Linked DNA regions of Homo sapiens: region 1 is linked to region 2. The links are chromatin loops, found by intact Hi-C in ENCODE. Cell type or tissue: psoas muscle. All regions are shown on one strand. Each heading gives the region's core, and the rest is flanking DNA. Links, peaks and the distances in the headings are about the cores only.

What was found. Hi-C counts contacts between places; a loop is a spot of excess contacts. Peaks named below come from ENCODE experiments on the same cell type or tissue, not always from the same donor. Only the 100,000 strongest peaks of a DNase experiment are listed, where the experiment ranks them.
Region 1: a loop joins it to region 2, with 3 times the contacts of the local background. A loop is called at or near these places in 22 of 110 quality-filtered maps.

The regions. Positions count from the first base shown.
Region 1 is chr10:101,761,619-101,772,235 of GRCh38, forward strand. FGF8 (fibroblast growth factor 8) reads right to left here. Exons shown (of 6, transcript NM_033163.5): 5 at 9,845-9,951; 6 at 8,491-9,001. The coding sequence ends at 8,711. LOC105378458 (a long non-coding RNA gene) reads right to left here and starts at 5,412. Exons shown (of 4, transcript XR_946255.3): 1 at 5,308-5,412; 2 at 4,960-5,084. It overlaps LOC105378457 (a long non-coding RNA gene), which reads left to right and starts at 5,518. Exons shown (of 3, transcript XR_946253.3): 1 at 5,518-5,654; 2 at 8,939-9,007; 3 at 9,879-9,958. RefSeq lists enhancers at 5,370-6,051, 5,818-7,018, 8,515-9,292. In psoas muscle, for the core only: no CTCF peak of the experiment used is centred there; no DNase peak of the experiment used is centred there; H3K27me3 peaks cover 1,916 bases.
Region 2 is chr10:101,606,204-101,616,429 of GRCh38, forward strand. It overlaps DPCD (deleted in primary ciliary dyskinesia homolog (mouse)), which reads left to right. Exons shown (of 6, transcript NM_015448.3): 5 at 2,632-2,734; 6 at 3,164-3,459. The coding sequence ends at 3,268. FBXW4 (F-box and WD repeat domain containing 4) reads right to left here. Exons shown (of 9, transcript NM_022039.4): 7 at 6,134-6,274; 8 at 5,425-5,566; 9 at 4,463-5,207. The coding sequence ends at 5,088. Among named protein-coding and RNA genes, the nearest start is that of MIR3158-2, 9.8 kb to the left of the region's middle. RefSeq lists enhancers at 2,000-2,715, 5,173-5,673, 6,831-7,364, 7,365-7,898. In psoas muscle, for the core only: no CTCF peak of the experiment used is centred there; no DNase peak of the experiment used is centred there.

The sequences.
Region 1 (10,617 bases), core at 1,798-9,797, 150 kb after region 2:
TGGACACTCGACACACTCATTTTAACTCAGTCCTGGCAACTCCTATGGTGGAGTGATTCCCTGTTGTGCAGGTGAGGAAGTGGGGGCTGGGAGAGGTGAGCTGACTTGCCCCGATTAAATGACCAGGCAGTGACAGAGCCAGGGTTCAAGCTCAGGGCTGCTGGACTCCAAAGCCCTTGCCCCTCACCCTCACACCAAGCCACTTCTGATTTCTGGCTGTCCCTGTGGCCATTCCTCTGACTTCCTTCTCTGACTCTGCTGAGGCCTGGAGGATGCCACAGCAGTGTCAGAGCAAATGCCAGGGGTGGGGGGGAGTGAAAACAAGGAAAATCCCCTTTGCTTTCCATTCCCTCTGTCTACCTACCCCGCTGGTCTGATGAAAGTGCCCAGATGGGGGCCTGCTTCCTGGGGCCGGGTTCTTGCACAGGGCCTGCCACCGATACCAGACTCTCTCATCCCTCACACACTCGTACACACTCATACCAGGGTTGCCCAGGCCAAAATAGCAACTTTAAACACCACCTGCTTAGGCTCTGACCGCCCCCCACACTCAGCACAAAGCTGTGGCTTTAGCCATTTGGTCACTCGGCTCACCTTGTCGTCAAGCTCTTTTTCCCAGAGCCCCATCTACCCATCACACCTCATTTAAGGACACCCCTAGCAGCCACCCTCCCTCCCTGGGCTGCTCTCATCCCTTCTCAGGAACCCCCTCTGCCACTCAGCTCAGGAGCCCCCACCCCCAGCACCCCAGGGAAGATAAGACCTGCCTTAAGGGAAGTGGCTGGAACTTGAGCCCAAGGTAGAGAAGTCAGCCCAAACCCTCAGAAGCCTAAGCCCCAGCGTCCTGCTGACCTGGCCTGTTCTATCAGAACTGAGATCAGGCAGCTCCTACATGGTGTATTACCCAGGATGAATGTTTTATGAGTTTGCTCTTCATTACCAAGGGCTCCTTGCAGAGGGCGGGAGGGGGAGGGTATAGAAAAAGCCCAGGGAGAGACTGGGCAGGGAGATGGGTTGGAAGAGCATGGGGTGGCCCAGGTGTCTTTATGATGGGACAGGGGGCAGTTCTTTGTGAAGAAATATTCTGCAGGACTTGGTGATATTTGTCATATTGAGATGATTGAATGTCAGAAGCTAGAAACAGGGAAGAGTCCAAGAAGGTGGTTTTGGAATCTGGGTTTTCGGGGGGCTGCATGTATGGGGGCAGAGGGACAGCTGGAATTGGGTGTTGGCCCAGGCCACCCCTACCCTCTGAAGTCACCGACCAGTCCTCTAGGAAGTTGGCCTGGGTCTCAGGACCACAGTGCTGTGGCTGCTGCAGGCTTTGCTATTCTGCCACTCTCGGGTCCCAAGCCAGGCATCTTCCGGACCTATGGGGTCAAGGGAATGCGAGGCAGCACACTGGCCAGAGCTCTATTCAGGCTTCTCTGTGCTCCCTGAATGCCATGCCCAGGCCTGGGCCCTTGTTCTGAGCACCTCCAGCCAGGCCCTTACCTACAGCCCATCTGAGTCTTCATGACTGGGGGACCTGGCCATATCTCCAAATGCCAATGGTGGGGACCTTGGTCAGCAGGGCAGAATGCTGACTGTCCTCCCCCAGTACCCACTGCTCCATACACGGCCAGGGAAGGAATGGCAGGAAACGCTCCCCAAACCCACCCAGGGGCTGCAGCCAGTTCCACTATTGCCAAGAGAGGGGCTAGGGAGGGAGCTAGACCGCAGAGGGAGCCGGAGCCTCGCTCAGGGCCTGCCAGCAGGGAGGGGGTGGGTTTTGCATGAGGGGTCAGCTCTGGGGCCTGCCCAGATGGACAGTTACTTCTTGAGGGTCAGCAAGAGATCCAGATGGGGAAGGGGGCAACCAAAGGGACCTATTGGCACAACCCTCCACGGCAACATGGGACTTGGGGATCCCCCTGGAGTTCCTGCCAGCTCCCCATCTGTCTTGCTACCACTTACTCCTCCTCTCTCCTCTGCTCTCTCTGGCTCTTAATTCCCCTTCACTCTCTCCTGTGAAGTCCTCTGGTTGCTACGGAAACCTGATGGCGATGAAGAAAGCAGAATTTGGGGAGGTTCTGAGATGTCCAGACCAATAGGCCCTGCCTAGATGTCTGCCTGTCCAGGTTTTGGAGACATTTGTTGCAGCTTGAGAAAATGATGGGGGGCCTGTGCCAGACAGCCTTGGACCTTTTTCAGTAAGCAGTGCATGTCGGATGGGCGAAGAGAAGTCACCCATCCCAGGACCATCCTCAGGTCTCCCTGCCCTTCAGACATTTCCTAACGCCTGACCCATGGCCTGGATACAGAGGACTCCCAGCCTGCCTTCTCCGCAGCTGCCTCAGAACCTGCTCTATGTGGATTGCTTGCACAAATGCTTGCTGAACACCCACCATGTGCTGGGCACCATTATAGGCACTGGGCTTTCATCAATGAGCGATTCAAACAAAGTTCCTGCTCTCCTGGGAGGTAAGGGTAGAGTAGACCAAAAGCAAGTAAATAAAAAAACAGGATAAGATCAGACAGTGATAAGTGTAACGTAGAAAATAAAGCACAGGCCGGGCACAGTGGCTCACGCCTGTAATCCCAGCACTTTGGGAGGCCGAGGCAGGTGGATCACCTGAGGTCAGGAGTTTGAGACCAGCCTGGCCAATATGGTGAAACCTCATCTCTACTAAAAATACAAAAAAAAAAAAAATTAGCCAAACGTGGTGGCACCTGCCTGTAGTCCCAGCACTTTGGGAGGCTGAGGCGGGCGGATCATTTGCGATCTGGAATTCGAGACCAGCCTGACCAACATGGTGAGATTCTGTCTCTAATAAAAGTACAAAAAAAACCCAAAAAATTAGCCGGGTATGGTGGCGCCTGCCTGTAGTCCCAGCACTTTGGGAGGCTGAGGCGGGCAGATCATTTGAAGTCTGGAATTTGAGACCAGCCTGACCAACATGGTGAACTTCTGTCTCTAATAAAAGTACAAAAAAAAATTAGCCGGGTGGGGTGGCGCCTGCCTGTAGTCCTAGCTACTCAGGAGGCTGAGGCACGAGAAACGCTTGAACCCGGGAGGCGGAGGTTGCAGTGAGCCAAGATCATGTCACTGCACTCCAACCTGGGCGACAAAGCAAGATTCCATCCCCCCGCCCCTCAAAAAAAGGCAGACAGTGAGAGCGGAGAGACCCACATCACGCAGTCGGCCAGCCAGTGATTTGGAGGAAAGACATTCCAAGTGGCAAGAACAGCAAGTGCAAAGGCTCTGAGGCTCCCTGGGCTTGTTAGAGAAGCTGGAGGAAGTGTGTCCAGGGAGCAGCAGGCAAGAGGGAGGGCGGGAAGGAGTGGAGTTCCACAGGCAGAGCATGCAGAGGCTTGTGCTGGCCTGAAAATGAGTTTGAATTCAAGTGTAGGTATGGTGGGAGTAACACAATCAGATTTGCGTCTTGAAAATTCTGGCTTCTGAGTGCAGAATGGATTGTAGGGGGATAAGACAGGAACCAGGAAGAGCAATTGAGGTTGGGGGTGGGTACTGCCATAAACCAGACAAGAACTGATGATGGCTTGGAGCAGGGTGGTAGCAGTAGATAGGTAGATAGGGTGGGTGGTGGATGGATTGGACTGGAGAGATGTTCTGGAGGGCAAGCCAGCAGGAACTGCTGATGAGAGGCAAGGGTGATGCTCCCAGGTTAAACCAGCCCCGTTTTTTGGCCACCTCCTCTCAGCCCTGGGGTTGAGTGGGGGGTAAGGAGTAGGGAGGCAGGATGACATGAAACTTTTCCCTAGCCCCAGGTAAAGCTCCGGACTCAGAATCCTTCTGTCCTTCCCCTAGGTCATCAGGCCACAGCACTCTCTGCTTTTCCCCCTGCCTACCTCGTGGGCCACACAGTCTCAGTCTTCTTTACCAGTTCTCCCTCTTCACCTGTCCTCTAAATTTTTGGAGCACACTGAGGCTTGGCCGGCTCCTCTTCTCCATCTCTGCTCACTCCCTAAGGAATCCATCCTGTCTCCTGGCTTTGAAAATCATCTGTGTGCTGAACACTCCCGGATTGCTATCTTCACACTAGACTTCTCCCCTGAATTCCAGACTCACACACAACTGCCTACTCATCTCCTCTTGAATACGTATGTAGTCAGCTCAGATGTAACATGTGCAAAACCAAACTCCTACCCTTCCCCTCCAAATCTGCCCATCCTGGAATCTCCCCCATCTCAGTGAATGACACCTCCATCTTTTTCGTTGCTCAAGCCGGAAACCATGGAAACTCCTAGACTCCTCTCTTTCCGCACAAGCCACATCCAAATCCATCAGCAAATCCTGCCATCTCTACTTGCGAAAAATGTCCAAAACCCCACTCTCTCCTGACCATCTTCCATTCACTACTATCTCTCACCTGATTATTGCGGTAACCTCATAACTGGTCTCCCTTGCCCTGCTACCTTCTAGTCTCAACACAGCAGCCAAAGCAACCTTGGGAAAACTTAATTCAGATCATGTCACTCTACTGTTGAAAACCCTCAGTGAAATTAGCTATGTGTGTAATCCCATGCCTGTAATCCCAGCTACTTGGGAGGCTGAGGCAAGAGAATCGCGTGAACCCAGGAGGCAGAGGTTGCAGTGAGCCGAGATCGCACCATTCCACTCCAGCCCGGGTGACAGAGGGGGACTCTGTTTAAAAAAAAAAAAAAAATTCCTCAGTGGTTTGCGGTCTCATCCAGAGTCAAGCTTAAGTCTTTTCAATGGCCCCACAGGATCTGCCCTTTGCCAAAAGGTCTCTGCACCCCTTCTGTCTCTGTGACCTCACCTCAGTTTCTGTCATTCTCTACTACCCCCAACCCCCAACTGCACACCCCCTAGATCCTCCCTTAGCTGTGCCGCGGCCGTGGTGGCCTCCTTCCTGTCCCCCTAATGCAGTGTGCCTTTGCAGTGGCTGCTCCCTCCACCTGGATCGTCCTCCCCCAGGTATGGGAATGTCTTACCCTGATGGAGTGTGCTCAGACCCGAAGTTATCCACAAGGTCTTCCTGATCACCTTGTTTAAAATCGCCACCACCCTTCACACTCATCCTCTTCTCTGGAATATTGAGATGGCTGGATGTCAGAGTCTAGAAACGGAAGAATCCAAGAAGGTGTTTTTTGAATCTGGGTTGGTCTATGTGGCGGTTGTCACTGACTGATGTGTCCTCCCCCACTAGAATATGGGCTCCAGAGTAACAGGCATTTTTGTGTCTTATTTTCTGCTCTGTCCCCTCACCCAGGACAGAGCCTGGCACATCATAGGCACTCAGTCAACATTTACTGAATGAATGAATGGAATTAGGGAAAGACCTGCAGCCTGCAGGAGGCAGCCTGGATCTGGGAGGGGAGACCCAATTTCTAGGACAGCACCAGCTTTACCCTAGCCATGGGTCGTCTGGGCTGCAGTTGTCATCTGTGGAGGGTGGGGAACTCCTGAGGCCCTTTGTAGCAGCAACATTCTAGAATGATGCTTGACCCTGGCCTCACCTGCTTCCATTTGGCTGAGGGAGGAAGGGAGGGGTAGAGGCGGGACCTGGTGCTGTGGAAAGAGAGAACTCTTGCTCATTCTTTCTAGTCAAGACCCAAGTGGACTCTTTGCTGGCTTTGAAAGGAAAGGCATTTCTGGTTTGTACTTGGCAGGACTCTGAGAGCCCTAGGTGAGGAAGGAATGAGCCAGAGGGTGCAGCCCCAGCTGCTGAGTGGGCACAAGTAGACGCCTGGCCACTGGGCCTGGGTTCCTCCTCATGGAGACCGTCCTTCTGGGGCGTCATGGGGAGGAGGCAGGAGGAGAATTGAAGTGAGGACTGGGGAGAGGGAAGGCTGGAGAGGGCCTAGTGTGTGGGTCGGCTGGGCTCACACGCAGGCCCTCAGTGGGTGTGCACGGTCAAGCCTTGAAGCAGCCCTCAGCCCGCCCCTAGGCCCTCGCAGCCAGCACCAACTCTGGGACGGAGTGGCAGGGGGCCTTTTGGCTGAGAGAAGCCCAGTCCTCCTCCATTTTCTGGGCCTTGCAACAGCTCCCTGCTTGTTTTCCCCGAAATAAATGGGCTGAGCATATTGGGCCGGCAATAACCCCTTGAAATCAGTTGTTATCACAGTTAACAACCAGTTTGGCTTCAGTTCAGGCTGTTAACTATCAAACCACTAAGTGCCGGTAATGATTGATTCTTGGCCAGTTGCAGCTTGAGTGGGCTGTAAAACCCCGTTAGTGAGGGCTCTGTGGAGGCAGCGGCTCAAAGATAAACAAGTTGATGGGTGCTCTAGCCTGGCCTAGCCCCAGTGCTCTGGGCGCAGCTCCCATGGGTCCCTGGCCTGGGGTCCTACTGGGAGTCAACCTCTTCCCAAAGCTGCAGGCAACCTCAAGGACCAGGTCCCACCCTTCTGTCCCCCTCCACCTCACCTTTCCCTATTCAGGTGTCTCTTTCTAGAAGGCAGGTCTGGCTCTCTGGAGAGCTCCCTTCTTCTTCCAAGATGTAAACATGGCACAATCCCATTGCCACCACCCTGGAGGACTCAGGCCTCCCCAACCTGGGGGCATGAGGATTAGCTTTAGCCAGTGACCAGCCTCGGCCCAGCCTGGCCCCACGTTGTGGCCAGGATCACAGGCAGAGAGCCTGACATTCCACCCCCTGCCCCAGACTCCCTCCTACTCAGTGCCTTCCCCCAGGAATTGCTCTCAAACAAATGAAATGTGGGTAATTACTGGGCTAGGGGCTGGACAGGAGACCGTGCAGATGAAAGCGTTTCCTGGACGGTCCCTTCATTTGCATGGCATCAGAAGCTGCTCAGAAGGTGTGACTTTTCCCACAGTGAGACCCCAGCTCCTTGCACAATAAAGCCAGGCTGCTTACCCAGAATTAATTAAAGGGGGAAGGGAGCAGAGGAGGAGGCGCTAAGAGCTGGGGGAACTGGAAGAGAGACATCTAGGGCCCCTTCGCTACATCCAGTGTCTACGCACCAGCAGAAACCCACTCTCTCCAGAGCCCCTCACCGCCTGTGGCAGGCCACGAGAGGTGGCTGGACAGGCCAGCCTTTACTGCCGGGCTTCCCACTAAGCCTCGAAATTCCTGATCTGCCGGGGTGGGCTAAACCTGGGACTTGGGCCTGAAACTGTGGGAGGAAGCCTTGGGTTGCTCCCTACCCCAGGAGATGCCAATGGACAGAGTCCTAGAGGAGCGAGGTTTCTAGACTGGCTCAGTAGCTGGGCTGTGGGACCAGCCCAGGGCATCCACAAGGAAGGAAGCAGGAGCAGCCCTAATGGGAGGCCTCAGCGATGAAGCCTGGGCCAGCTCTGCACTCAGGAAACTGCCGTGGGGCCTGGGCTCTCCCTCGGTGTGGCAGGACACCAGTCTCACCAGTCCACACGCAAACACACACCTGCACCCTTGCCCATTCCCTTCTCTGCCCACACCATGACCTGCTCCACCACTCCCACAGCAGCCCTCCCTCCCTCCACATACGGCCTCCTGCTTCTCCCCAAGGCTATGACTGCCTTTAGTTCTGCGCTAGGCCTATGAGCTTCCCTTCTGGTGCCATCCGGTGCCCAGCTCCTCTCCCGCCAGGCCCATCCTCCGAGGTGGGCAGCCTCTTCCTGGAAGACAGTTCCCCAGGCTCCTCACCGCACCTCAGCTCAGTGCTTTCTGCCCACAGCTATCTCACCATATCACCCAAGGTTAACACTTGTCCCACATCACCATTGTCAACACCAGTCTTGGTGGTCCCCCTCCAATATGCCCCCACCTTGGACCCTGGCAGCTGCTCTTTTCTTTCATTTTCTGGAGCCTGAGTCTCAGAAAGAGCAAGTTCTGGAATCTCCAACCTGTCTCCCACATGGACCTAGGCACTCAGAGAAGCACTTTTTAAGAGGATTAAATCCATGATTACAGCTCTAGCCCTAGCACATCCATTATTTCTGGCCCTGAGGTGGCCTGGGGAAGTGTTAGCAATGACCTCTGTAAAGTGCTAGGAGGTACACATCTGAGAGCTCCAAGGACTAGCTAAGAGCCTCTTCTTGCCCCTTTCCCTGCTTCTGTCCTTGCAGGAAAACCCCTCAAGTGACAGTGATGGGGATGGTTGACAGGCAGGTGTCTTTAGGCTGGAGGGAGGCTGTGGTCAGAGCTGGCACCTGGTCATCTGCGTCTCCCAGCCGCCCACCAGCTGGGGCAAGGTTGGAGGGAGGGGCTGACCCCGGCAGGACTCACTCTCCAGCACACATTTTTAATATGCAAGTTAAATAAATATTTCAATCATTTAATAGCCACCAGTCTGATACCCACTTCTAAGAGGACTGCCCTATGTCACAGTCCTTTCCTCCCTGCCCCACCTGGGGGTGCAGTGGAGTCCCTGGCTGCCCAGCCAACTGGCCCTGGAGGTACTGGGGCCTCAGCAGCACAGGCTAGAGAAAGCCCCCCACCCCCGCAAACCCCCAGCCGGAATCCCAGTCTAGGCCACTAATGGAGCTTTCTGAGAGTTAAGAAGACAGACACCACAGCCAAGTGGAATACAAAAATAGAGCCTCTCTTTTGTTTTAAAAAAAAAAAAAAAAAAAAAAACAGCAAAAACCCAACAGCAAACAATATCAACAACCGGAACCCAGGGCTCCCCCAGCACCTCCCCAGCCTGCAGAGCAGCGCACAGCTCATCTTGCTTGAGTTTTGGGTGCCCTACAGGATGAGCCTCTCTGCGGTCTGGCATTGTGGGGAGGGCCAGGCAGCACCTATCGGGGCTCGGGGGCCCAAGTCCTCTGGCTGCCGCGCAGGCTGCGCGTGAAGGGCGGGTAGTTGAGGAACTCGAAGCGCAGGCTCTGCTCGGTGGTGTGGTGGCCCCGGGGCAGCCGCTTCATGAAGTGGACCTCACGCTGGTGCTGCCGCGTCTTGGAGCCCTTGCGGGGCCGGCCCTTGCGGGTGAAGGCCATGTACCAGCCCTCGTACTTGGCATTCTGCAGCGCTGTGTAGTTGTTCTCCAGCACAATCTCCGTGAAGACGCAGTCCTTGCCTTTGCCGTTGCTCTGCAGGTAGGGGAGCCAGACACCACGTTACAGAGCCCCCCCAGCAGAGGCAGAGGGCGAGCGGCCCCAGACAGCAGGTGGGCACCCCAGCAGATGGCGAGGTGGGCAGGAGCCGCAGCCCCACCCCCTGCCTGGGCACCCGCTCTCTAATCCCTCACAACTCGCAGCCCACCCGGCAACTTCCTGTCCTCCCAGGCAGCAGTGACACATGGTTGTCTACGGAGGGGCTGGGCCCCAACGCAGAAAGACAGAGAGAGGGGCCCAGAGCCTGGCCTGCTCTGGCCTCCTGCCCACCAGTCTGGCCACCCGTCTCCCCACCTGCCCCTCTCACCCCCCCAGGACTTCGGTTCCCTGGCCCCAGGGCAGCCACCCTATGGGGGAGGGGAGGCCTGGGAGAAGATGCTAAGACCCCAGCCCCAGAAGCCCAGGAAGTGGGGAGCTCGAGGCTGGAGAGGAGCCGTGACTAATGGAGCCATTTCAGAGCTCGGCCGAGGGGCTGGGCCTGCGGCTTACTGAACATTCCAAATGCTGGTACCATGTAATTGGACATAATAGCAAAGCAATTTGGCGATTTGTTAAAAAGATATATGGAATTTACCAACCACCACCCCCCAGCCCCTTCCCTAGCCTTCATTCTTCCTCCTTCGCCTTTTATAGTTTTCATCTCTCAAACAGCTTCCTTCTCCCTCACTCCTGCACCCAATCGTGAGGTAACCCCAAGATGGCCCTGTGGCCTTCTGCCTACCTTGTTGGGATCAGAGCCCAGGACTGTCTTGGAGGAGTCCAGCCAGCCCAAGCCACTCCCTAGGTCCCGCGGACCCCACCTGCCTGCTGGGGCCTCACCTTGGCGATCAGCTTCCCCTTCTTGTTCATGCAGATGTAGAGGCCCGTCTCGGCTCCTCGGACTCGAACTCTGCTTCCAAAGGTGTCCGTCTCCACGATGAGCTTTGCTGTCAGAGAAGGTAGCAGGATGGCTATTGGCAGATCCCTGACCCCAGCTGGCCCACACACTTGTCACAGCCCAGCAGCAACTGCTCCAAAGACCAGGAACCCAAAACATGGACTCCAGCTCCAGCCCAGCTACTAACATGCTGTGCAACCCAGAGAAAGGGCTTTTCTGGACCTCGGGCCCCACCCCTGGGTTTACAGAGGGCAGTGGACGGGATTATGGTTTTCAAACTGGGTTCTCAAGAGAGGTCTTGGGACTATCAAATTGAAAAGGCTGAAGTGCCATTCCTTCCACCCTCTTTTTAAACCAGACAGTGATGTCTCTTAGATTGAGGATCTAAGTAAAATTTAATTGAATCAGAGTTCCATAGCTAATCAAAAGATCTCCGAGGATCCTTCCAACTCCAAATATTATGTGTGCGTGTCTCACAGGTCATTACAAACACTTGGGTGAAGGGGTGACCTCCAGTCCCAAGGCCAAAGATGAAAGCATTGTCTCCTGTTTCTGCCACTTTGGGTTCTAACTCACAGCTTTGGCCACCCCCAGCCCCTCAACATCACCAGGCTCTGCTCTGCTGAGAAGGTGCTAGGGATGGGGACAGCTCTCCCTAAACACACAGCCCAAAGCAGGCTGCTTTCCCAGAACCTCAGACACCTGCCAGGAGGAT
Region 2 (10,226 bases), core at 2,227-10,226:
CAGGCTGGAGTGCAGTGGCACGATCTTGGCTCACTGCAACCTCCGCCCCCTGGGTTCAAGTGACTCTCCTGCCTCAGCCTCCCAAGTAGCTAGGACTACAGGTGCTGCTACCACGCCTGGCTAAGTTTTGTGCTTTTAGTAGAGACAGGGTTTCACCATGTTGGCCAGGCTGGTCTTGAACTCCTGGCCTCAAGTGATCTGCCTACCTCGGCCTCCCAAAATGCTGGGATTACAGAAGTGAGCCACTGCATCTGGAGGCCTTGTTTCTTCTTCATCCTTTTCTTTTAATTTTTTGTAGAGACAGGGTCTCGCTATGTTGCCCAGGCTGGTCTTGAACTCCTGGCCTCAAGTGATCCTCCCACCTCAGCCTCCCAAAGTGCTGGGATTACAGGCATGAGTCACCAGGCCCGCCCTCTTCTTCATCCTTAAATCCCCAGCTCACAGCTCAAGGTCTGGGACACAGTTGATGCCCAATAAATGTTTGCTGCCTACCTACAGCTGCCTGAGGCTGAACGTTATGACCCTTCCAGAAGCACAGTGGGTCTCTCTCTTGTCCAGGTGCTGGTGAGAAAGTCAAGTACAGTACCTATCATGGAAAAACCCTATGTCTGGGGGAATGGGTGTGAGAAGGGGGTGGGCTTCCCCAGGAGGAGAAAAGGCAGATGCTCCCTACTCCCTTGAGCCTATCGGGAGCTTCTAAGAAGTTGGTTAACCTCGACCAATAAACTAAATCTATTACAAGAGACTCAAAACCAAGCTGAGCCTCCACCTGCTCTGCCTCCATTCCTCTTGCCTGGTGGTAGGAGTAGTTCAAGGAAAGCAGGTGCAAGCTATGCACCTAAAGTTCCCTCTGATCCTGTCCTTGCTGTTGTGGCCAAGCCCTGGGATTCATTTTCCGGTCCCACTGCCCCAGCCTGGGGGAATGGTTCTGCTGGGCTGCTTCCCTCCTGGTTCTGCTTTTTGTGTATATTTGCAGGGAAGATGTTAACACTTCCTAACAAGTCTTTGTGTTCATCTAATCTCTGCTGTTTAACCTTTGACTCTCCCCTATTATCAGTGTCTGCCACCTTTGCTGGCCAGACCAAAGGCCCCAGGAAGAGCCCTCAGCCTGAGCTGGCTAGGAAGAGGATGAGGCAGGCATTCCATCCCCGGTTTGCAGGCAGATGGATCGCCTTTCCCTGGGGCAGAGCTTTGGAAAATAAAGCAACTTGCAATGCCATTAGGATCCCCCAGCCCCCACTCCTTTTGAACTGTCAGCCTTTAAGTAAACATTCTTTTCCTGCCATGGGTCCCAGTACCTTGGTGGGGAGTGGGGAACCTGGGAGGAGAGGGGCCCCGAGAGCCTCTGTTGAACGGAGGGATTTGGGCAGGGAGGACGGGGGCAGAAGTGCTGCATTGATGTCAACTCTCTGAGTCCCCAGGGCATAGGGGCTTTTGAAGTGGACTCAGGGTAGCTGTCACCACAAGGACCAGGCCCCTCTGAAGTACTAAAAGCCCCATCCTCCCCAGGCCTCTCACTTGAGTTTGTTTGTACCTGCCTGAGGTGTTTCCCTTCACAGCCCATACAACCTCTGCAGCAGAAAGTGATGCCTTGCCCAAGTGACAGGTCTAGCAGCCCCTGGCCAGAGCCTAAGCCACATTTCCACCAAGGAAAATGCCAAATTGGTGTACTGTTAGAGATGAGGAGGCCATTCATTGTGCTTTGGTGTAGTAAGGATCAGACCAAGGACAAGGAATCTTACTCTAATCTTGACTCCCATCCCTACCGACAACTGGCCGTGAAACAAGGCAAGATATTTCATCTCTCTGAGCCCGAGTTCCCTTTTAGGTAAGGGGGGTCAAATTTCCTGCAAAGTCTAGTTATACACATTACAGACTGGGTGTTGCCATCTGTTCTATTTTTTTTTTTAATTAAAAGGCATCATTAATCGCTGAACCGGCACCTGCAGATGATAAGGACCATGTGTGATATGTAAAAATGGAGGAGTAGGGACTTGGGGCCAGCCAAGTAGTCCAGAGGTCCAGCTTCCGTGATGAGTAACATGGTTCGTCCTCTCAAAGAGATTTCTCCTAGTAGATATACTTTTCCCTCTGGCCTACAAGGCCAGGCTAACAAGGCCTTGAAAGGCCCCAAAAGAGGAAGAGGTAGTTGAGGCCTTCAGTGGACCTCCCATGTAAATGGTAACAGTAGGGCCCCAGCTTTGGGAGACAGATCTGAATGTCCTTACTCTGTCCTTTGTTAGAACACGTCCCATTTTTCTGGTGTCTCCATGAGGCTTTGGGGGTAGAGGAGTCCCAAGCTGCTTGAGCTATTTGTGTGTTCCAGGCTTCTTCTGCCTGTCTTTGGGAGACCCAGCTCTGAGATGTGAGTCACTACAACCCCTGGTCTAATCACAGAATTATAACTAGGTTCTGCTCTTCTGCCACTGGACTGGACATAAGGCTTGCATTCTATGCTTTCCAGGGCCACTGAGCTCTGAAATACTGGTGTTCTAACTGGTTTCCCTTCTCCCTCTCTGCGTGTGTGGAAGGTGTGGAAGAACTAGGTAGAAGCTAGGCAGCAGAGGGCCTGACGCCTGGCTGTTGGGTCACCTTGCCGAGTGCCCCAATGGCCTCTCGGTGTCCCCACAGGTACTACAAGAAGTTCTCCATTCCTGATCTAGATAGACACCAGCTACCTCTGGATGACGCCTTGCTGAGCTTTGCCCACGCCAACTGCACCCTGATCATCTCTGTAAGATTCACCCAGACTTCTTGGACACTGCATCAGGGAGAGTCTTCCTCTTTCCCTGCCCACTTCCCATCCCATAAGAGTCCTCAGTTCTAGCCCCAAGCCCTAGGGTATGCTTGTGGGAGAATAGGCATCTCTAATTCAGCATGGGGGAGAGCAGGGAGGGGGCTCAGGAAGGAGCCTGACCATATAATTCACAGCTAGAAGAGGGTAGAGGGTGAAAGGGAAGCGGTGGAAATTGCTGAACTTGGGTTCTTCTGGTCCAAGGTCTGCTCCTACTCAGGCACATGACCTTGAGCAAATCATTCAATCCTACAGGCCTCAATTTTCTCGTGCAAATAAGGGGATCAGAAGGAGAAGGGGCCCCAAGTGTGTGTGGAAGGAGATGGGACAGTGACTGAATTATTTTCTTATTCCTGGCTGCATCCACAGTACCAGAAGCCAAAGGAGGTTGTGGTGGCCGAGTCTGAGCTACAGAAGGAACTAAAGAAGGTGAAGACAGCCCACAGCAACGATGGGGACTGCAAGACCCAGTAGTTGGCCCCTGAGCCTTATACCTCCACCACAGGGGGTGCCGTGAGACTTCAAGGCTTGGCCCTTCTTGACCACGGCAGCCTCCTGTCTTCTAGGAGCTATCAAGGGTCTCTAAGAACTGGGCATGGGGCACTCCTAGCCAGTGAGTCATGGTCATATTTCCTGAGTAAAGTCATTCTGAGTTACTTACTGCACAGGGACTGCCCTCTTGTTCCCCTCTGTATGCTGCCTGGCCCCAGACCCCACTGGCCTCCCTCGGGAGGGTGTGATGACATTCCTTTCTCTATCCCGGAGACCTACAACATAAAGCTTTCCACAAAAAGGGAGAATAGGGTGGGAGCACATGGCCCTAGCAGGGCAGGGCTGGCCTTTCCCTGCAACCTGTTTACACAAACTCAGAGGAAGACCAGGCTGGAGGGACCCTGTGCTACCGTAGCTTGCAGAAGTGGCTCAGAGGAAACTCCTGAAGATGTGTGGGCAAGGGAAAAGTTTTAAAAATGCAGAAACCGGCCAGGCGCAGTGGCTCACGTCTTAATCCCAGCACTTTGGGAGGACGAGACGGGCGGCTCACCTGAGGTCAATAGTTCAAGACCAGCCTGGCCAACATGGTGAAACCCTGTCTCTACTAAAAACACAAAAATTAGCCGGCCATGGTGGCGCATGCCTGTAATTCCAGCTACTCGGGAGGCTGAGGCAGGAGAATCGCTTCAACCTGGGAGGCGGAGGTTGCAGTGAGCCAAGATCATGCCACTGCACTCTAGCTTGGGCAACAGAGCAAGACTCCGTCTCAAAACAAAACAAAACAAAAAAACAAAAACAAAAAACAAAACAGAAACCTTGGAAGTAGAACACAGGATGTTAAGGCATTGTGGGTAAAAAGCCAGAATCAGGGTCATAATTTTGCCAAGGGTGTGTGTTGGGGTAGGGGTCACCACAGGCAACAACTGAGCTTCCAGCAGCCTGTACCCTTTCCACAGTCCCCTCTCCAAACCCACAGGTGACCCTCCATACCCCAAAGGGTAAGGGATAGGTCATCAATGGGAACTCTTCCTGAAAAAAAGAAACCTTTGTTCTTTGGGACACAGAGCCATGAGGCTGGTCTTGTCGTTTCAGCAGCACATACAACCCTGAGCTTGGGTCTGCTGTTCCCTTCTCCTGGAGCCTGCTAGGACTACTCAGCCAGTGAGGAACCAGATCTGTGAACAATCAAGCTTTATTTTTACAAAAATGAAAATTGTAGCATGTCTCAACAGCCAGCCTGAGGTAGGGCTGGCTCAGAACTCACTCAGAACTGCTGGGTTCCCTTTGCTCTTTCTTGGTTTCAAAGCAAAACCAGGCCACAGTGCCCCAGGAATGAACCCCCAGCCCCGAGAGGTTGGTCAAGGGTGAGGTCTGGCTGGTGCCAGGAGGCTATTGGCAGCCTCACCTTTCCTTCCAGGAAGGGGCAGAAAGGAACCATCTGGGAAGGTGGGAGCACCTCACCTCACTCTGTAGGCTGTCATGGCTCTAATAAGGGGTATAGGATGGGCCTCTCCAGGCCAGATCCTTGCTCTGGCCAAACAGGGACGCAAGGCCCGGGTTCAGCCGCACTCTAAAGCAGCAGGTCCTGCCTCTCCAACAGGTTCCTGGGAGGGACTGCATCTCTGGTAAGCTCCAAAGTCCCAGGAGTCAGAAGCCTCTAGTGCAAGGTGCCTGAGCACTGGGGTCACAGGCCCAGGAGCACAGTGGGGCAGTGAGGAGGAGCTATCACTGCACCCTCCAGGCAAGAGAAGTCCCTGAGTAGCTGGTTTCCCTGGCCCAGAGGCAGGGGTGGCCCTGACGGTCATGGGTTTTGAAAATCCAGGACGTGGAGGTTGTAAGACAGGGCAGCATAGAGATGCTTGGTGGTGAGACGCAGGCAGTACACAGGGCTGCTGAGGGGAGTCGACGTCAGCGGGAAGGCCTGGAAGGGAGGGCACAGGAAGTGGTAAGAGCTTTCCAAGTGGGACATGGGTGTGCCCTAACCCAGGATCCCCAGGCCCAGGGGAAGAGGGACGTGTGCCATTGTAGGCTTCTTCCAACCCTTTCTAGGCACGTCCTTGGCTACCTCACCCTCTCCCAAATGCAGCCCATAATCATGAGTCCTGGCATGCTGGAGAAGAGGTGGGCAGGACACTTACGTGCAGGCAGGCCCTTTGACGCCGGTCCCACAGCCGTACAACACCGTAGTAGGAGGAACCTGTGGCCAGCAGGTGGTTGCCATCTGTCTGCAGGCAGTACAGGGTGCTGTCGTGGGGCTCCTCCCACTCCATGACACATTTCCTGTCCAGGAAGAGGAGAAGCAGAGGGAGGTTTAGGGTACCCTCCACCTCTACCCCAGCTTTCTTGGGCCTAGAGTGGCTGAGGGGAGCGTTAAGGAGCCATTCCGGGATGGAAGAGAAAGAAGCCTAAATCATCAGATTCATCAAAAACCGAACTTCATGGGAGAAAGCATCTTCTGTAGAGGGCTCTCGCCATGGCCCAGACGACACAGCAGATTATGCCTGCACTTCTGTTTTCACATGGCCAGCTACTTGTCACTGGACTCAAGAAAGGTTGAAGTAACACAGGCCTCAAGAAAGGCTGGGAGAGAATATTGAGTGACAGTACCCTGACGGCTCCAGAGGCTCTGGGAAACGCCTGCCTTTGCCAAGGCCTGTTGGCTATAGCCAAGCCACTGGGACCAGGGCTGCCCAAATGTAGGAAGTCTAGTGACCTTGCAGGCCTCTTCCTTCCCAGCCCTGACATGGAGTCTCTGTGCCCTCTCCCATGGGCCAACCCAGGACTGGAGGAAGGACCAGGATTGGTGCAGGGCCCCCACCACCTGTCCTCCCTGCCCAGCACACTCACCGGACGCTGGTGCGGAGGTCCCAGTAGCGAACATAGGTGTCATAGCCACAGGACAGCAGTGTGAAAGGGGACTCATACATGACATCCAGCACCCCAGCCCCTGGGGGAAAGTCACTGCCCAAGTGTGTCATCAGCTGCCCACTGGGAAGGGAAGGACGGAGTGAGAGGCTGCTCCACGTGGGTCATACACATTCGTTCCACCTTCAGAAGGCATCAGACCTTGGGGAAATGTTCTCTTTCCTCAGCTAGAATGAGACTCAAGGAAGGGGGCTCAGGGAGGAGATGCCCAATTCCTACCCACCTCACCCCTGCCATGAGGCCTCTGCAACCAGTCCCAGGCCCCACCCCTCCCCCAGCATCCCAGCCCTCAGCAGCCCCTCCATCACACCTGCGTGCCGGCTGCCACCCACCCAGCCACTCCTCCTCAGGACAATGAATGGGGGGGCTTGCTGAAGGGGTCGGCCCCCCTCACATTCACATGCACATGCACACACACACACACACTTGGTTACTTTATACATCTTGATCCTGCAGGTCATGCAGTTCTGAGCTGCCTGAGTCCAATGCCTTAATTCCTGCCTGTAATCTGGGGCTCAAACCTCATTGGGGATAAAGACCACACAAAGGGAGAAGGGGAGTCCCAGGAGATGTTAAAACAAGTAAACACCTTTGTGTCTGGGGAGAAAAATCGCTGAGAAAGCAGCTTAGCGAGCTGTCCCTGGTGTTCCTGGTCTAGCTGGCCCCCAGCCCGGGGCTAGCACGCCTCCGTGATCACAGCCCCCAGCCTGTGGGGCTCCAGCCTGCTCCCCCCACCCTCACCCCACCCGGGGGCCGAGAGCAGATTACTGAGAACAATTTCTTTGTGACTGTGTAATTCCCTCCGTGACCGCGGCAGTGGGCAGACCCTTTGCCCTGATGCCAGACCCCTAGCAACTATGTAGGGGGGCCTCCTGTCCCTAGCAACTACCCCTCAACATCAAGTGCACCCGCTAATCCCTGCAGCCAGGGGATGGGTGCAAGTATGGAGTTTCCACAGAATGACTGGGGGAAATGAAGGAAAAGGGGCGCCCTCCAGGCCTGATGCCTTAGCTTCCTTTACCCGTGAGACGCTGGGCTTTCCCCATGCCATGACAGGAGAAACAAGGCCGTGGACACTTCACAGGGATGTCCAGGTAAGAGGCCCTGGCATGGAGTGAGGGGACTTCATGGCTCACCAGCCCTTTTGGCCCAAGTAGCATGTCAGCAAAGGGCTTGAGGCAGACAAGGCAGCCAGCCACATGTCTGAATGCAGATGTCAGCTCTCGTCCTTCCACCTCACTGAGACCCTGACCCACAACCTCCCTTCTCCCCAACAGAGCTGCCATCTTCCCGAAGGCCGAAGGAATCAAAGGAGGAGACTGGGGGTTCCTTTCTGCCCCTTCCACCTTTCCCCTTTGAGCCCTGGGCAGTGGGCCCTGGCCAGGAGCACTGCTGCTGCCAGGGGGGAATTAATCCCCAAGGCAGCACCCCTGCTACCAGCCTCCTCAGGGAAGTTCTGGTCTTCCTCTCAGTAGCCCAGAGCTGGGCCTGCGGGGAGAAGATGGCAAGCCTCTGTCTGTTGGGGGGCTCCTGAGAGGGATCAGGCAGAAGGCCTTCTCCCCAGATCAGCATCCCTTAGAGACTGCTAACCTTGGCTCCCAGAGAAGCCCTGCCTTCCCAGATGGGCCACCAGCCAAGATTCAGCCACCCTGGGCAGGCCAGAGCCCTGTAGGGGAGTCATTCTCTCTCTTTCACAGGTATACTGGGTGCATGCTGGGTAGGGGCTGTTTGGCTCCACAGTTCTCCTCCCTCTTCCAGATTTGGGGGCCCTGCCCCCTCCATTAGTGAGGCCTTAAGGAATGATTGAGGAGCTCTCCCCTTTAATCTATAGAAGTAATTTCATGTTTGTTTGAAATAGAAGATGAAAGGCAGTGGGGGTTGGGAGGACTGAAGCCCAGCATGGCTCTACCTGCCCACCCTGGTCCCTGGGTTCAGAGGGAAGGAGAGCTGGGCACTCATGGGGCTGCACAGGGACAGCAGTATAAAAGGCCCACCCAGACTGGGCTGCCAAGCTGGGCCCCTACCCCAGCATTCATGCCACCACTGGAAAATGTCATGGCCGTAAGTATCTGCAGTCAGAAATACAGGACAGCCCAAGGGGTCCCTGCCCTCGGGGGGAGAGCCAAGGGCCCAGTGAGCACCAGGCCCTGGAGGCCAGCACAAGTCCTGAGAGCCCCTGCTCTGCCCGCACAGCCTGGCAGGGGCTGAGAAGTTTCTTTCTGCTGTGCTGTTCTCTGGTTCTCTAAAATGGCCACACACACTTTAAATGGGCCAATGAAAAGATACAATTTCTTTTGCCCCTGGGCCCAGGACCCTCAAGGCTCTGTTGTGTGGTGCCCGTGAGGTTAAGTTCAGAGCATAAACTGACACGCCAGGCTCTGGGAAAAGGCCCATCTCTTCTAATAGCAACCCAGCAGTGCCACAGGAGCCCTGCTGGGGCTTTGATTTGGGAAAACAAACAGAAATGGCACCGTGGGCCCTTCTCGGCCCCCACCCCAAGACCTATTTAACTAGAAAACTCTAGCTCAACTGCTCTGGTAGAGGGAGAGATTGGCCCGACAATAGCCCCAAACTTTGGGGGAAAAGGGGACAAAACAAGCTGTCTGTCTCCTCATCCCCTCCTCCTGGGCTCTTTTCTTACTGCAAGTGTGTTCTTATAAAAACGATTAGATTGCAATTTGTATAACGTGGTGACCCCCCAAATTCAGACATTTCACCCCTTTTCTCTGGAAAGAATGTTAAGAATGCTTCTCGGCCTCTCACTGTGGGGGGCGAGAGGGGGGTGCAGAGCCTTGGCTGTTGCACAGCTTGTGTGGGAACAGGGCTGCTGCTCAGAGCCCCAGGCCAAGACGGGAGCAAGGGCCAGCCTGTCACTATAGAGGGCCAGACAAAAAGTCCATTCCCTTCCAACTCCCGTGGACAAAGCCCAGGCCTCCAGGATCCACTAAGGGCTGGGGGCCTCCACACCCTAGCCTCCGCCGAGTCAAGTCCAGCAATTCTCTCTCCACCCAGGGAAACATAAAGACAGATGGGGCCATCTGTGTGAGCCTGATGAATGAGACACAGGCTGAGGAGGGGCAACCTGGGGGAGACCTGTTTCCTTGGCTCTGACCGTGTGCAGGCTGCTCCTGGGAACCCCACTACCTGGACAAGAAGAAGCAAGCAGAGTGCGGCCACACCCCTGAGAGGTCAGGGCCCCCTGGCCCAAACCATCCTGCTGCCCAGGTGACTCTACTGCAGCTGGAGGGAGAGAACTTCCTGCCAGTCAGAGAGGAGGGACATTTACATGAAATGCTGACACCCATCACCATCTTTGTGGGGGCAGCTAACTGATGGTAGGGGCTGGCCCTAAAAACCTGGATAGCCCGCCAGGGACAGGCCCTGAGTGCTAAGCTGGACTGGGCACAGGGGGCAGTCCCTGGCACCCTACCCCTGCCCACCAAGTCTGCAGAGCTAGGAAGCCTGGTGCCCTGCTGCACTTCTCCCAGCCTCCCCAACAGCCGCCTGTACTAGAGCACTCCTGAGTCACCACCTCCTCCACCTCCCAACCCACAGCTCAGCATGTCCGTGGCTCCCACACCATTTTTCAGTCATTTTTAACATACTGAATTCCTGATGCTGTTCTCTGGAGACCCTATGCTCCAGAGACCTATGCTCTGGAGACCCAGATGCTCATTCCTGCATCTGTTTGAGTCTGTGCCTACCTGTGCACCTGTCTGCCATGTGCTACCTTGAAATGCAACAATGGCTTTTGGAGAGAGAGAGAGGAGGGAAGGGTGACAAAAGAGTTGACCACCTTCCATCTCTGCTGCCTAGGGGACAGATGGCTTGAAGGTATAAGCTGGGCCCAACATGGCTGCAAAGAGAATGGGAGGTTTTTCCTCCCTTCTATCTCCTTCCTTCAGTCGAGCATCTTCTGTATACAAAGCATTGTGCTTAATGGAAACTACAGGGAGATGTAAGCTGTGACTTGATCAAGAAGACTTTGTCCCTGCCTTCAAGGAGTATTCAATCC